2 separate regions of the Homo sapiens genome follow, and region 1 is linked to region 2. The links are chromatin loops, found by intact Hi-C in ENCODE. Cell type or tissue: sigmoid colon. All regions are shown on one strand.

Region 1 (2,500 bases), 66 kb before region 2:
TCATTCCACAGAACAATTTTTTCTCTCCTTCTATGTTATGAATTTATTTTCTGCAATGTAACTAGCAGACCATCTATATACTATTCACATTAAGAAACTGGTTGGACTAAGAAAAATGTTTGAGGTGATGAATATCCCAGTTACCCTGATTTGACCATTGCACATCGTATCAAAAAAAAAAAGTATCAAAAATAAAACACATTACCCCCAAAACATGTACAACTACTATATATCAATTAAAATATATAAACAAAAATTCAATTCAGGGATTTTTTTTGAAGCTAATTTGGACTTTATATTTTGACATTTAAGGAAATATACTTTGACATTGTCCATTGCCCAGAATAAATTAAAAACTTTTTCAGATGATAAAGGTATTTCATCAGCACTGAGATTATTGCTTATAGCTTCTTGTTTAGTGGTATGCCATACTTTGATTTTGGTTTTATAAAATTTTCTGTAAAGAGCATTGAGAAGCCTTTCCTCATGTTGTTGCTGCATTGTGTTTAGGCTGTGTCTTGAGAGAATGGCATTTCAGATTGACAGCTTTCTTCAGGCTGTGAGGTATACAGACTTTAGGACTTCATAAAGCTGAAGTATAGATTTTTGGGGAAGATATTGGGGATTCCTTGAACTCCAAGAGCAAATGGTGGCTGCTGCATTCTGAGTTCTTGCTCTTTTGTAATTATACAAGAGTTTCTGGATTTGGTGTTTTATAAAACCATAAATCTTATTTTTTCAGCTCACTTGATAACATAGCAACTTTGTAGAAACTCTAGAAATAAAAAAAAAAGAACGCATGTCAGAGTCTACCAAAATAACACTCACTTAAATATGATTTTCATTATTAGACAGTCCCCTGAAGGCATAGACTTCTACTCAAAAGTTTAGAGTTGAACTTGACTATGAAAAACATTGGTCTAATTTATATGCTGTGACAAAACTAGCTTTACAGGCTTCCTTTGGCCGGAGGCAGTGCCTGAGAAGGGAGTTGCATTAGTATTCACCTCCTGTTTCTACCATGGGAAATAGAAAACTAGTAACTCCCAGAAGATTCAGGTAATTTGATAGGAAGTATTGATCCATGTATCAAAATCTGTACCTGCACATTCACTCTGCATTAGCTGAACCATCATCAGAGACCTCTCTGACACAGAAAGAAAAATGATTTACTGAATTTAGCGAGGAAAGCATTACTCAAGTGTGTTTTTTCTAAAATCTGAAAGCTAATGGCGTTCACATACCATGATCACCATAATAGAACATTTTCCTCATCAACAACAATAATGAAACAAACCAGATGTTCTTTACTTAAGAACAGCTTTCTGGGGGAAGTAATGAGATGTTCTACTTCTGCTTGTGAAGCCAGTGTTCTTTCCCAGCAGGGAAGGGCCTCATCTTGTCTGGGTGTGTTTGGGATGGGGGTGGGGTGCTTAGGACAAGTACTTGATGTGGAGCAGAGCAGCAGGAATTCCGATTGGACCAGCTCATGCTCTGATTATAGCTCTGTGTGTGGTTCCAGGGGAACTCTAGTTCAGGGAGTATCTGGTACTGGGTCTGCTGTCAGGTGGGACAAATGGCTTAGTGTTTGTGCTTTGTTTTGTTTATGTTTGCCTCCCTTCTCATTTATTAATGCACATGAGAATAGGCCTGCTTGACAGGGGCCGTTGCTGTCATTGCTTAGGATTTATTAGTCAAAAATCTGGTGATACTAGTTATCTTGGAATGACTATTCCAAAGCACAGACAAGGTGACCATTTTGTGCCCAAGAAATGTAGGCTTCCACAAGGAAGTGAAGAGTGAAAAGGATAAAGTAACTTTTTCCCTCATAGAAATTAATCTATATTGATAGAGGTAGTTTTACCTGAGTGGGGTAAAGAGAGACTGCTGGAGTGAGTGCTGGCAATGTTCTCGATATGGATAGTGATGTAAGTATTTACATATCTAGACATACATCAAATTTCTGTGCCCTTAGGACCGTGTACTTTACCTTAACAACTTAATAACGTCTGTTAATCCTATAGCTGCCATACAAAGCAGTCCCTGCATGTTGCTGAATGGAAATGTGGGCATAAAGCATTCAAGTAGGAAAAGCTGGGATTTAAAGGGTGTTCCATTCCTGGCTATTTCCAAAGAGCTTCTGTTCATACTGGTGGGAGATACTGATCTCTGTTCATTTGTTCATTCTTTCTTTAAGAATCTGTTGAGCACCCATCCTATGACAGCAGTGATTGTGGGCACCATGGATGAAACAGTCTGAGACACTAACCTTGTGGTGCCAAGGCTATTATTGCTCTTTTCCCTGGTATCATCAGTAACATGGGAGCCTAATTCAATTTAGCAGACATTTATTAAGCATCGATGCACAAGACATGGTGTCAGATGTAGGAAGCTATGGCTCCTGCCTTCAGGGATTTTGTAATCTAGCAGAGAAGTTAAGCTTTGTCTAAAAATACTTATATAATATGAGGCTTTGTGATAAGTGGAATGTTGCATTAAG
Region 2 (2,500 bases):
TTCTTTTTGTTTGTTTGTTTTTTGAGACGAGTCTCGCTTTGTCGCCCAGGCTCGAGTGCAGTGGCGTGATCTTGGTTCACTGCAACCTCCACCTCCCGGGTTCAAGCGATTCTCCTGCCTCAGCCTCCCAAGTAGCTGGGACTACAGGTGCGTGCCACCACACCCGGCTAATTTTTAGTAGAGACGGGCATTTCACCGTGTTAGCCAGGATGGTCTCGATCTCCTGACCTTGTGATCTGCCTGCCTCGGCCTCCCAAAATGCTGAGATTACAGGCGTGAGCCTCCGCACCCGGCCGCACCTTTGTTCTTGATCCCCATCTCTTCCTGTCTTCCAGGAGTAGACCTTGTTCTGTTTGTTAGTCTGTCACTTATATGTGTTTTCCAAAGTGTCTCCTCTTTCCTGCCTCCTTCCTCAGAGTCATTTTCCTCACACGTCCGTTTCTGAGAAGCAACCTGCTATGGTAGTTAGATACCTGAGCTCTGGAGTCACACAACTGGATTCAGAGCTGGCTTAGCCCGTCCTTACTGTGTGACTAGAGAAAATGATGTGGCATTCCCGTGCCTCAGTTTCTATGTAAAATAGAGTTTCAAAGTCATACTTGCTTTATAGGGTTGTTGTTAAGAATAAATGACAGTGTCAGAAAGAAGAGCCTTTGGCACATGAGAATTAGGCAAATCAGAGTGTAAATAGGAATTCACCAGGTAGTCAAGGTGGGATGGGGCCAGGAGCCAAAAGAGGAGAAAACGCAAGCATCACAGCCAGAAGAAAAAAAAACAAAAACAAAAACAAACCTGCATGGCCAGAGGTCTGCATAGAGACAAGAAGCAGCTTCCAGGAAATTCTGCAGCTAGAATTCTGTATGTTTGTGAGGGGTTGGGAGTAGGAAGCTCAGGCAGTTGAAGAAAGAGGAGTTAGAATGTGGAGGATAAGGCTGAGGATGATGACAAGAGTTCCCCAAACCCCTCCTGACAATTTACATGCCATCCCAACCTGGTTGACCTGAAGAAGACTTTTTCCATCTTCTATCTAAAGCACAAAATTGAGTCCCTGGTTACCCATTGTCAATTTAGGCCTCAAGACCTTTATAGTAAATGGATGATGGCTTTTGAGTCCTGGGATGTTTCTGATTTTAGTAGAACACAATCTGCCCCCTACTGATCATTCTGGATGTTTTCAGCCCGAATGGGTTTATTTGATATCATAAAGGGTATTTATGTCTCTGTTCCAGGGGTTATTGCAACAACAAAAAAAAAATGGAGAGTTAATTCTGCTAACCCTTGCATCACTTAAGACTGTTAGGTTGAGTATGTTTTAAATGTCTCAGAAGTGACCTTTCCCCATTAAAAGCTGTGCAAACTAGTGTGATTGAGCCAAGGGTAATTTAAACAGAACCCAGAAGGTGTGTCTAAAGACTTTCATCTCCAGGCACTTGTGATTTAGCAAGGCTCGTAGTGATAGAGAGCTTCTGAGGATCTAAAGTTCAATGAATAGAAAGACATATGTACAATTAAGAAAACTATCTACATCATTTGAAAGCAGAGTGTATTTGGAGAGTGTGCTTTTGATGGGGAGAGGAAGGGAGGCATGAAGGAGGACTCCAGGGCATTGGAAATCAAGCTCCATGCTCTGGCCAGGCCCATCAGAAGCTAACCAACAGCACTATCTTACTGTTTTCTATTGTGCAAATAAAATTTTATTGTGTCCTTTTCCATGGTGATAAAATAACTAAAGATTAAATATTAACTAAATAATTCACAGTAGACAAGATTATGAGTTCTTGATCTTGAAATGGGGCCATAAATGTTGCACAGGAGAAAGATTGGGTAAACTCTGCTTATACAATGGTTATTTCATTTCTATATGTTTCTAGAAGCCATAAAGTAATGGCACATCTAGCAGTAGAGAAAATAATACTGAATCCAAAGAAGCATCTTACTTTTAAAAGCTTGTGAAGTCTCCTTGGTTTTCAAATTGTTTTAAAGCTGTGGTTATACTTGATCATGAGAATTTTGATGGTTCTCTTTCTTTATAGTTTATCTGAATTTTGAGAGTAATATTGAATGGATTACATCCGGACAGCTATGAAAATTAAATCTCTTGACACATTTTTTGGTCTGACCCAAATGTGTTGAAGTTAGCCACGAGCCTATGCCATTGCCACATCTTAGATAATATGACTTTTCCAATATGATGCTTTCCCATATGTCCTTTGATGTGACTCTAAGGCAGGGCATAAAGCTTTTCTGTAAAGGACCAGGTAATAAATATTTTAATTTTTGGGGACGTGTAATCTCTGTTGCAGCTTCTCAGCTCTGCCACTATAGCAAGAAAACTGCCATAGACAATAAGAAAACAAATGGGCGTGGCTGTATTCCAATAAAACTTTATTTGCAAACCCAAATATGGCCATCTGGCCCTTTGCCTATCTTTGCTGTAAAGTAGGATAGCCTGTTGTGCATATTTGATGAACAGTGGGGATGTCAGATTTGAGAATGGCTA

Evidence for each region. A loop is a pair of places that touch in the nucleus more often than their neighbours do. Peaks named below come from ENCODE experiments on the same cell type or tissue, not always from the same donor. Only the 100,000 strongest peaks of a DNase experiment are listed, where the experiment ranks them.
Region 1: a loop joins it to region 2, with 2.5 times the contacts of the local background. A loop is called at or near these places in 2 of 110 quality-filtered maps.

The regions. Positions count from the first base shown.
Region 1 is chr2:168,638,259-168,640,758 of GRCh38, forward strand. The region is part of intron 4 of CERS6 (ceramide synthase 6); the gene reads left to right. Among named protein-coding and RNA genes, the nearest start is that of MIR4774, 57 kb to the left of the region's middle. In sigmoid colon, no CTCF peak of the experiment used is centred here; a DNase peak (open chromatin) is centred at 1,443; H3K27ac peaks cover 360 bases.
Region 2 is chr2:168,704,603-168,707,102 of GRCh38, forward strand. The region is part of intron 6 of CERS6 (ceramide synthase 6); the gene reads left to right. Among named protein-coding and RNA genes, the nearest start is that of CERS6-AS1, 81 kb to the right of the region's middle. In sigmoid colon, CTCF peaks have their summits at 1,161 (motif pointing left) and 1,364; no DNase peak of the experiment used is centred here; H3K27ac peaks cover 1,297 bases.